2 separate regions of the Mus musculus genome follow, and region 1 is linked to region 2. The links are chromatin contacts, found by Hi-C in ENCODE. All regions are on one chromosome and are shown on one strand. The core of a region is the stretch at or near the end of the contact, and the rest is flanking DNA. Distances in the headings are between cores, read along the strand shown.

The links. A loop is a pair of places that touch in the nucleus more often than their neighbours do.
Region 1: a loop to region 2 is called in a map of regulatory T cell, with 4 times the contacts of the local background. The contact joins the promoter of Zmynd10 here to the promoter of Dusp7 in region 2. A Hi-C loop is called at or near these places in 2 of 37 maps with a recorded cell type or tissue (T-helper 1 cell and regulatory T cell).

What each region holds. Positions count from the first base shown.
Region 1 is chr9:107,545,113-107,551,000 of GRCm38, forward strand. Zmynd10 (zinc finger, MYND domain containing 10) reads left to right here and starts at 2,192. Exons shown (of 12, transcript NM_053253.4): 1 at 2,192-2,436; 2 at 2,688-2,796; 3 at 3,558-3,674; 4 at 3,768-3,821; 5 at 3,916-4,053; 6 at 4,168-4,256; 7 at 4,354-4,454; 8 at 4,763-4,935; 9 at 5,172-5,297; 10 at 5,386-5,507; 11 at 5,628-5,753; 12 at 5,849-5,888. The coding sequence starts at 2,345. Gm34106 (predicted gene, 34106) reads right to left here and starts at 5,725. Exons shown (of 2, transcript NR_168657.1): 1 at 5,585-5,725; 2 at 2,456-2,887. Nprl2 (NPR2 like, GATOR1 complex subunit) reads left to right here. Exons shown (of 11, transcript NM_018879.2): 10 at 133-275; 11 at 379-594. The coding sequence ends at 446.
Region 2 is chr9:106,366,117-106,371,691 of GRCm38, forward strand. It overlaps Dusp7 (dual specificity phosphatase 7), which reads left to right and starts at 2,516. Exons shown (of 3, transcript NM_153459.4): 1 at 2,516-3,207; 2 at 4,585-5,019. The coding sequence starts at 2,682.

The sequences.
Region 1 (5,888 bases), core at 942-3,441, 1.2 Mb after region 2:
GGATTCCCTGAGGGTAGAAGTATGAAGCCTGCTTGTCCAGGCAGAGGGTGTGCTTGGAGGTCTCTCTAGCCCATAACGTACCACAGGGCTAGCGTGTCCGGGATATCACCTCTCTCCCCCACAATCGCTCAGGAAGCTGATCCAGTTTGGGCTGATGAAGAACCTTATCCGGAGACTACAGAAATATCCAGTCCGAGTGTCTCGGGAGGAGCGGAGCCACCCTGCCAGGCTTTACACGGGCTGTCACAGCTATGATGAGATCTGCTGCAAGACAGGTGGAGGCAGGCAGGGCAGGCTGGGTGAGGTGAGGGCTGAGTGGCCATGCCAGGGCAGCTGACCTTGCCTTGCTCACACCTCCTCCCCACCCCCCTGCCCCAGGCATGAGCTACCATGAGCTGGACGAGCGACTAGAAAATGACCCCAACATCATCATCTGCTGGAAGTGAGGCTGGCTAGCTGGAACATGTTACTATGGCTACTTGCCCCTACTAAGGCCTCCTTGGTCCACTGGAGCTAGACAAGTATGGTTGTACATATGGTCTGGAGGGTGAGACTCGGTTTTGTAAATAAAGTTATGTGTTTCATCCTGTGGAATATTGAGTACTGCTTCAGCCAACAACTAAAGACCAGTGAATGTGAAAGCCATGCCAACTGGCCTGGGCTGGCTGGAGCGCCATCTAGTGGGCAAAAATGTCAAACAGGCTGAAGGTTTTTGTTTGTTGATTGGTTGGTTTGTTTTGGGTTTTGAGGGATGAAGGAGGTTGATTTTTCTGAGACAAAGTCTCACTATGTAACTCTGGCTGTCCTGGGATTCACTACGTAGCCCAGGCTGGCCTACTCAGTCAGGGAGCTGACTACCTCTGCCTCTGAGTGCTGGGATTAAAGGTGGGCGCTGGAATGCCTGGCCACACTTAGATTTTTAACTTTTTGTTTGTTTGTTTTTTTATTTTTATTTTTTGGCGGTCAGTACGAGGTGGAGCTAAGACGGGCTGTTATAAAGCACAGAGTGGCCTGGAACTTCCTGATTTGAACTTCTGATTCTCCTGCCTTGGTCTCCTGAGTTAGTTAATTAGGATTATAGATTTATGTTCCCACACCCCACGTATGCAGTCCTGGGGACTGAAGCCAAGGCTCTGTGCATGCTAGACAGGCAAGTTCTCAGCTATGAGCACTGCTCTGGCCTATAAACCGAAAGAACTAGAATCAGGTAAGATGGATATAATATATTGGGACAGGAGCAAAAATTGCTCTGTATTAGATGGCCAAGGAGGATCTGAGTGACTGAGCCTTGAAGGAGTAAGACTATTCCAGAAGAAATAAGGCAAGGGCCCAAACATGGTGGCGCATGCTTGTGATGCTAACACTAAGGAGGCTGACACAAGTGAATTAGTTCAAAGACAGCTTGGACTATACAGAGTTAAAGCCAGCCTGGCTGACATAGTCAAACCCTGTCTCAGAAAGCCTGTAGGAGGAACTCAGGGAAAGCTCATGAGGTTGGGACGTGGAAAACAAGCACGGTGGTGCACGCCTCAATCCACAACACTGGGGAAGCCGACCAAGAAGAAGGAAAGCTTAAACCAGCCCTGGCTCTATAGCGAGCTCCGTGTCGGTCTTGGCTATATAATGAGAATCCATCTCAAAGAGAGGATGGGGTTCTGGGGAGATGGCTCACACACAAACGTTTTTAAAATAAAAGAGAATGGGACAAAAAAAATGAAGCACGTGGGTAGGAGAGAGGGCGGGAGGAAGGTTCTTCCTGGTAAGCCGCTGTGGTCTGGTATTTTGGGAGCCAGCGCCATTCTGGAGGGAGGTATGTTAGGTGCACATCATTAGGACTCCTGGCTGCGGGCCTGAGCCTGGTAACGCATGCCTTAATTTCAGCACTAGAAAGACAGAGCACACAGAGGCCAGTGGAACCCTTTGATTTGAAGGCCAGCTCGGTATAAATAGGAAGTTCCACGCCAGCCTATGTCATAAAAACGAAAAACTGAAAGACTCAGCTGCTGAGACCGCGGTAGCTACCCTATTGAGGGGCTAAGACAGTGCAGCTGCAGGAGTTGCACACTCACAGCTGTGCAAGCCCTGGGGAGGTGTGGCGAGTGGGTCTGGCATCTGGGGCTGCTTATTGGCGGTGAGGTAGGCGTGGCAAGAGCGGTATCGAGACAAAACTACGCAGGCGCCAAGCTCCCTCGTTTCCATGGCGACGACGACTCAAGCGCTTCAACGGCTTGGCAACTGCCCTGTCCCAAGACTTTGGTCCTACCGCTGGACTCTGTAGTCCTAAGTGTTTCAGTTTTCCCTATTCGGGTTGCTTCCCAAAACCAAAGGAATCTTAGCCCCTGGCATGGGTGACCTGGAACTGCTGCTGCCTGGGGAGGCTGAGGTGCTGGTGCGGGGCCTGCGCAGCTTCCAGCTTCGGGAGATGGGCTCTGAAGGGTGAGGCAGCCGCCACAGGTGGAGTCACTGGTCTTTTAGTGGAGGAGCTTGGAACTGACATTGGAGAAGGGGTTGCCAGTGTGGAGGGGCCTCCAGGTGGGTAGGCAAAGCTCTCTGAGATAGAAGCGTATGGCCCCCGTGCCCCTCTGGCCCCAGGACAGGATCATGGTAGTCTTCAGTAGGATCCAACCCCACCCTCACTCCCGTTGCACATCTGGTCACCCAATGTACATACATCCCTTCGGGGGCAGGTGGAATAAGCAGCATGAGAGCCTGGAGAAGCTGAACATGCAAGCCATCCTTGATGCAACTATCAGCCAGGCTGAGCCCATCCAGGAACTGCTAATCAACCATGGGAAGGTACGTCCAGGTCCCAGGCAGGATTCCTGCCTTCTATTGTACCTCTTGGGGACACTAGGCAGCACCTGTTCTTCCTTCAGGCCTGGTACACCTAAGTGGGAAAGAAAAATATGTTTGTTTTATTTTGAGATAAGGTGTTGATCTGTAGCCCAGATGGCCATTAGCCTAACTGTGTCTGCCTCCCAAGTGCCGGGGCTGCAGGCATGCCTCGCTGTACCTGGCTGGCTACATTTCCTATTGTACCCTCAGTGGATGCGAGAGTGGATGGAGCCATGGATCCTAGGCTCCAGGGGGAGTGCTCAAGTGCTGACATGAGCCTGAATTGACTGTAAGGCCAAAGAGATCCTCTCTAAGGAGGAAGTGAGGCTTTCCAAATGGGGAAGGTAGCACACTAGGAGAAAGTAGAAGCCGGGAAAGATGCCTGGCTGGAGGCTGGGCCAAGGGCGGCCCTAGTTCTCCTGCAAGAGAAAGGCAGAGCTGGGTAGCAGGGATTGGTCTAGGAACAGGGCTCAGTAAAGGGCTGAAGTAAGAGTAAGGCCAGGTGACAAAGACCAGAATAAGGACAGGAAGAGCAGAGCTGCCCTAAAGTGGGGTATCCCTGGACGGAGGGTGGGGTAAGGTGCAAGAGGGCAATGGCAGTAAAGGCCATTCAGAGGAAACCCAAGAGAGTTGGAGACTTAAGACAGGCTAAAGCTGGGACAGGAAAGCTGAGGGACCAAGGCAGGGCCATTTCACCCCTGCTTCTCCCCCGTCCTCCGCAGATCCCAACGCTGGTGGAGGAGCTGATTGCGGTGGAGATGTGGAAACAGAAGGTTTTCCCTGTGCTGTGCCGGCTGGAGGACTTCAAGCCCCAGAATACCTTCCCCATATACATGGTGGTGAGCTGGGCCCTCAGAGTCCTGAGCCGAGAAAGATAGCTAACAGCCAGTCCCTGTCTCTCCCTCTCAGCCCAGCCCCGTCCTCTTCGACAGGTACACCATGAGGCCTCCATCATCAATCTCCTAGAGACAGTGTTCTTCCACAAGGTGAGACACTACTCTGCAGGCCTGAGCCTGGTGGGCTATGTCGGCCGGGGAGGGCATCGAACCCCAGAAATATCCCCTCCCTGAACCCCCCCAGGAGGTGTGTGAGTCAGCTGATGACAAGGTCTTGGACCTAGTAGACTATTGCCACCGCAAGCTGATACTGCTAGTGGCCCGGAAAGGCGGTGGTGACCTGTCTGAAGAAGAACAGTTCCAGGACAGTACCCCTATGCAAGTAAGCTACGGTTTCCTGGACTTAACAAAATCTCGATGTGAGTTCTCTCCAGCCTCCACAGGCAGGGTGAATGCTATGTGCCTGTGCCCCTACCCCCCTCTCCCGCACCATCAGGAGCTGCAAAAGCAGGCGGAGATGATGGAATTTGAGATATCCCTGAAAGCCCTCTCGGTGCTTCGCTACATCACAGACTGCGTGGATAGGTGGGCCACCCTCCAAGGCCCGGGGGCGAGCACACAACAAGGGGCTGTGTGTCCTGGCCCGTGGCCTCTGCTGACCACCCTTCTACCCTACCTCTAGCCTTTCCCTGAGCACACTGAACCGCATGCTCAGGACTCACAACTTGCCCTGCCTCTTGGTGGAACTGCTGGAGCACAGTCCCTGGAGCCGGCGGGTAGGAGGTAAGGCTCCCCCTCCCATTTGCCTAAGATGTAACTGGCTGCTTCCAGAACACCCTTCAGGATCAGTGTGAAGGGTACAGGGTACACATTTAGGATTCTGGGATACCTCACCCGAGATGGGACTAGAGTTTGACTCTGAGGCAGACAAGTCCTGTGAACCATTTGTTGAAGACTCCACCTTGTTCTGACGTCTGGTGGCCCAGGCTTTCTAACCTTGCCAGGCAGTGGTGGACAGTCCTCCGGACCACACACTCTCAAAGATAACACAACACCCACCGGCATCCGGTGGGCTCCTTCTCCTCCCCCAGGCAAGCTGCAGCATTTTGAGAGTGGCCGATGGCAGACGGTGGCCCCCTCAGAGCAGCAAAAGCTGAATAAACTGGATGGGCAAGTATGGATCGCCCTGTACAATCTACTGCTCAGCCCTGAGGCCCGAGCCCGTTACTGCCTTACAAGCTTTGCCAAGGGACAGCTGCTTAAGGTGGAGAACTCAATGACCCCGCCCAGCCCCACTGCCCCCCTGCCCAGACCCACCCCCCAGGGCATCCTGGCCTGTCCCTGTCCCCTTTCCACAACTTGGGCTTCAGGCATCGACAGGGGAGCTGGTAAGATGCAAACCCTCCAAGGACGCTCAGCCCAATTTCAGGACTTCCTGTCTCTTGGCCCTCTGGCTAGGAACAGTTAGTTTCTCAATGGCCTTCCCTGGATCTCTTGCAGCTTCAGGCCTTCCTCACTGACACACTACTCGACCAGTTGCCCAATCTTGCCGATCTGAAGGGTTTCCTGGCCCACCTGTCCCTGGCTGAAACCCAGCCCCCTAAGAAGGACCTAGTGTTAGAACAGGTAAGGCCCTAGAACATGCTTGGGAGTGCTTGGGACGGTGGTCCACTTTTCCGGCTCCTTCCTCCCTGTCTCCATTACACTTTTTTAGATCCCAGAAATCTGGGATCGCCTGGAGAGAGAGAACAAAGGGAAATGGCAGGCTATCGCCAAGCACCAGCTTCAGCACGTATTCAGCCTCTCGGAGAAGGATCTTCGTCAACAAGCACAGAGGTAAAGTCCACTGAGTGGCTGAAGTCACGTGCATAGGACCAAGGAGGGAAGGTCACCTAGTGCTTCTGTGCACCTACCTGCCCGGTCCGTCCATTCAGCTCTTCTCGACTCCTCCCCCAGGTGGGCTGAAACCTACAGGCTGGATGTCCTAGAGGCAGTAGCTCCGGAGAGGCCCCGCTGCGGCTACTGCAACGCAGAGGCCTCCAAGCGCTGCTCCAGATGCCAGAATGTGTGGTATTGCTGCAGGTGAGGCGATCCTGGGACCTTAGTTGCCCCCCTAAGCTCCAACCCTGGGTTCTCCTACAAGCCCTGTCATTGTCATGCAACCCACCCCGCTGCAGGGAGTGTCAAGTCAAGCACTGGGAGAAGCACGGAAAGACA
Region 2 (5,575 bases), core at 1,266-3,765:
GCCTTTGTCTGCTCTTCCTTTCCCTCAGGGACACCTTGGTAAGCTAGGCACTTCTCTGAGATGCAGGAGGGACTAAAGAGAATGAGGTACCAGGTTTCCAGCAAAACAAACAAACATCTGTTCCAAGGGCCTTCTCACAGTCCCTTTGAGGAAGGCTCATGGGTTCTGGGTATCCACTCAGAAGCAAGGTTTTGGGACTTCCCTCCAGCCTGGGTGGGTGGAGGCCCTGATCCTGCCAGCATCTCTCACAGGCTGCCTTTGCTGTTCTTTGTCTCCATAGTCAACCCCTCCCCATATGGCCTCCCTCATCCAAACTCTGATGCTTTTTCCATACTTACTCAAGTACACCCCTCCCCCACTGGGGGCCCGCTCCAGTTTCCAGCATCCTGCAGGTGTGTGTCCCTTTGAGGGACTCCAGAGGGGAGAAAGCCAGCCAGTGAGACATCATGGCTAATGTAAGGAATGGCAGGCTCTCTAGCCTTTCTCTAGGGCATGGGGTGGAACTATGGGTGCACCCAAAAGATGTCTTCTTTCAATGGAGCCATCACTGGGCAGAACCTAGCCAGTTCTCCCCACCTTCCATTCAGAGACCCTCAGAAGCAAGCATGTCTGCACACAATGGGACCCAGCCTTGCCTGAGGACAGCAGGAGACTCTTGTTAATGTGACTCTGGCTTGTCCCTCTGGGGGGGATGTCTCCCTAACAGCATGTTAGGAAATCATGAAATCAGCTGAGCCCATCTTTCCTAAAGAGAAAGGTCTCTCTCTGGGTTTGATTCGCAGCACCACACAGCGCTTCACAATCATCTGTAATCCTAGTTCTGTGAGATCCTACCGTCTCTTCTGGCCTCTGTGATCCATGGACATTCAAATAGAGAAAACACTTCAATCTTTTTAAAAAATTTAAAAGAAGCCGAGAGGTGATGGTGCACACCTTTAATCCTAACACTTGGGAGGCAGAGGCACCCAGGCCAGCCTAGGCTACAGAGAGAATTCCAGGACAGCCAAGAGTACACAGGAAACCCGGTCACCACTGCTTAGCGCTTAGCAAAACTGAAACCAAGAAGGGAGACTGGTACTCAGGATATACCACACATCACCAATTGGCAGGACAGATTGGGACTTAACACTTGGCCTCTGGAAGCTGTCTACCAGCTGTGTCCAGGACAGTACTCACAAAAGGGTCAGCTCTTTATATCTACAACCCCTCCTGACAAGACCCTCCCTGGCTGCCCTACTGTGGCCTTTCTCTAAGCGAATGTAGAAGAGGGCTCCTGCGGCTGAGAAAAAAAGGGAGGGGGGAGAACATTTAATTGGGAGATGGAGATTGAAACTGTAGCCCGATCGGACACCCCTGACACCGCAATCCCGGGTTAGGGTCAAGTTGGCTCAGAGATGACTAGCCCGGGACGGAGTGAGGGACTAAGCCTCAAGTTGGGATCCCCAGCCTGTTAAGAGAATGCACTCGGGGCTTGGGAGGAACAGCTCCCTCCAAGGAAAGACCGCCTTGGTCTGGTCAAAACCTTGCGGTCGGTCCTGCCGCTTTGTTTGAGCCCTACCTGCAGAGCCACGTACCTCCTGAGCCCCACCCGCCTGAGAGCCCGAACAGCACGCTGGACGAGGCCCCGCCCACTTCCAGCTGGGTGGACCCGCCGCGGGACCCGCCTCCTTTCCCCGCAGCCTCTTTCGGCGGCGATTGACTATCTGCCGAGCGCGTGCCCGCCTACCGCGAAACTTGATTGGTGCCTGGAGAGAGAGGTAGGCGAAGGGAAGCTGATTATGGAGCGCTCCCTCCCTCCTACCCGCCCCAATAGGAAAGTCACGTGGCGCTTCACTCCGGGCCAGTCACCACCGCACTTGTAAAAGCTTTCTTAAAGAGCTCGCGTTCCCTTACCCAGGGTTGGTCCTTTCAGAATTCCTCCACTTCTGCCTGCGATTTGCGAGAGCGGTCCTTGAACACCCCCCCCCCAACCCAAGTCACCTATTCCCTCAGCAGACCCTCCAACTCAGGTCTGGAACCTATGGCCATCAAGGGTTGGGATGATGCGGTCATCTGAAACTAAGACCGCCTAACACAGAGCACGACACGTAGTAGGAATTCAGTTTCCATTTGTTGAATGAACGCTATCAGAGAATGAATGAGGATAACAGACAAGAGGAGGGAAGACTGGCTCTGGGTGACCGCCCCCTGCCCCCAATCCTGAAGAAATTCTGCTTCTGTAAATGTTAGGTGGGGTCCCAGTGCAGCCTTTCTGCAAGGCACAGATGTAGGCGCTCAGCCAGAGATCTGCGAGGCCGCCTTGGCTCGCCCCTGGGCAGGTGGTAGCCAGGTCCCGGCTAGGCGGGCCCGTAGGAGCCGGCCGAGGGCGCTCCCGCGCCGCTTGCGGGGGAGGGGCTGCGGAGGCGCGGTGCCTTTAAGCCCAGGCGCCGGCCTCACGGCCCCGCCTCCCGGAGGACGCCCGGGCGCGCGGCCGCCGGAGCCGCGGTTTAATTGGGGCTGTCAGGCCGCGGCACGCGCGGAGGGCCGGCCGGGCGGGACTGAGGCCGGAGGCTGGGAGGCCGGGGCGGCGGGCGCGCGGCTCGGCGGGAGGCGGGCGCCCGGAGACGCGGCTGGGGCCAGCGCGGCCGGGGCGCCGTCCCAGGGCTGGGTTGCCCGGCCCCGGCCCCGGCCCCGGGATCCCCATGAAAAACCAGCTCCGCGGGCCCCCAGTGCGGGCGCACATGTCGACTTCGGGGGCGGCGGCGGCGGCGGCGGCTGGGGGCACTCGGGCGGGGTCGGAGCCCGGTGCGGGATCTGGGTCCGGCGCAGGCATCGGAGCGGGAGCGACGACGGGAGCGGGGGCCATGCCCTGCAAGAGCGCCGAGTGGCTGCAGGAGGAGCTGGAGGCGCGCGGTGGCGCGTCCCTGCTGCTGCTAGATTGCCGGCCGCACGAGCTCTTCGAATCGTCGCACATTGAGACGGCCATCAACCTGGCCATCCCGGGTCTCATGCTGCGCCGCCTGCGCAAAGGCAACCTGCCCATCCGCTCCATCATTCCCAACCATGCCGACAAGGAGCGCTTCGCCACGCGCTGCAAGGCGGCCACCGTGCTGCTCTACGACGAGGCCACGGCGGAGTGGCAGCCCGAGCCCGGCGCCCCCGCCTCCGTTCTCGGCCTGCTCCTGCAGAAGCTGCGAGACGACGGCTGCCAGGCCTACTACCTCCAAGGTGAGGACAGAACCTAGACCCCAGGCGGTATTGGGGCTGCGCCTCTGCTCCCTGGCGCCCTCGCTGCAGGCTGTTTCCTTTCCACTCGCTTGGCCAGGCCGGGCGCCACGTCGCCCCTGGTCCGAATCCGCCCTTCTGGGAGCCATCCCCTAAGGTGTGGATTTAGCCAGGCACAGGGAACCCGATCTGTGTTCTCTTTCTCAGCACCGTTCAGTGGCTGAAACAAACTTTCCCTTTCCTATTTAATTTTTTTCTCTGTGGATGGGTAGACAACAGCGCACAGGCTCCAGTTGAGCTCGGAGGAAGGGAGAGATCGGTACTGGAACCCAGAAAAGAGCAGGGCCCACAGGAATTTATGTCATTAGGAAGATAGGATCGGGAAGGTACCTTTTTCAGTATCACCCACCCTCCAGTGCATGGGCCCGTTTATGATGGTTTCTCTGGGATCCCACTATGGCCCCTATCAATCAGAATCACGGCTTGGAGGCACTTCTGCAGATGTGTGGGCAGTGGCCCAGGTGTGAGTGTGTGTGTGTGTTGGGGAATGGGGAATGGGCCTCAGTTCGCTGCCCCTGAGTTTATGGAAGGGGGAGACAGGCAGCTTGCCTGCGGGCCAGGGGGTGAGGGGAGCTATTGGCTGCAGCCGGTGTTTCCAATTAACATTCCAAAATGGCCTCTTGCTGGCAGCAGACAGGCTGGGAGGGGAGGGGAGTCCTGCGGCACCCTCGGGTGCCGCAGGGCCATGTCTAGCTTCATGGTGTTCCTTGTCTCTCCTGTCCTTGTCTAGCCCCCGTGGCCCCTCTCTTTGAGTCACATGCAGTGTGTCGGGTGCTTGTCCAGGGAAGGTGAATCGCTAGTACCCGGTTCCCCTCTTGCTGGGGAAAGGGACTTCACACCACCCTCCCCAAGTGTGGTTGCTTGGACTCTGCCTCTGACAGGCCCATAGGTGTTCTGGCTCCTCTCTCTTTGGAATAGGGGTTTGCTGACCTACAGGTGCTGGCCTGCGATGGGTTTGTTGGCCTTTCTTTGCCCATTGGCCACTACTGAGCAAGCACTCAGGTGTGTTGATGTATGTGGGAGGTATGGAAGAGAAAGGAGCTGGTACTTGACCTCAGGTGCTCTATATCAAGCCATAGGGCCAGTATACTTTAACAGTTACAGAACCCACTCAAAGCCTCAGTTCCCTTAACTGTGAAGTGGTGATTTTTTAGATGGCCAGAACATGAGTGAGTCCGTGTGTGATGTATTAGGCATGGTCACATTGTCCTTTGACATGGACATGTTGTGTGAGTCCTGACCGTTAATAGTCTTTTGTGGCCCATTTGGACTCACCAGACACCCCACCACCCACCACCCCCAATCTTGCCCTGACCACAGGTGGTTTCAACAAGTTCCAGACGGAATACTCCGAGCATTGTGAGACTAACGTGGACAGCTCGTCCTCCCCGAGTGGCTCGCCACCCACCTCCGTGCTGGGCCTGGGGGGCCTGCGCATCAGCTCTGACTGCTCAGACGGCGAGTCGGACCGAGAGCTGCCCAGCAGTGCCACTGAGTCGGATGGCAGCCCTGTACCATCCAGCCAGCCGGCCTTTCCAGTCCAGATCCTGCCCTACCTCTACCTCGGCTGTGCCAAGGACTCTACCAACCTGGATGTACTTGGCAAATACGGCATCAAATACATCCTCAACGTCACACCCAACCTGCCCAACGCCTTTGAGCACGGTGGTGAGTTCACCTACAAGCAAATCCCCATCTCTGACCACTGGAGCCAGAACCTCTCTCAGTTCTTCCCCGAGGCCATCAGCTTCATTGGTAGGTGTCTTTGTCTGGGCAGAGGGGGTGGGTGGGTGGGTGGGTGAGCGAGGCAAGGTGTGTGAGGGACGCTGGGTGTCGCCCCTGCCCAACTGGGTACCTCTGGGCCTGTCGAGACCTGTGTGTGCACTGCATGTGCCGGCATGTGCCCGTGGGTGTACCCGTGCTTGCTGTGACTCACGGAGTCCCTCGGGCACCTCTACCTGTTAGGACCTGAGCAGTCCCCTGAATCCTGGATTCCCCCAGCTCTCAGTACCTATTGGACTCTATGGTCCAACCTGTGTTTTTCTGGCTTTGCTGTAGTTTCAGGCGTAGCAAGCTGAAACATCACAGCTCACAGACTCCCACGGGTCTCAGTAGCTCTGCATCACGCCTCGGCACATGTGTCTCTGCAGCATGGGGCTGTCACGACGCCTCTTTTGGCTTTATTATGCTTCTGAGAGGGCTAGGAGGTAGCCCAGGGAACCAGACTGTCCCTAACCTGACACAGTGCTCTGGACATGGGGTGCCCTCCAGTGTCTCTGTGGGATCCAGGTGCTCTTAGCTGCCTCATAGA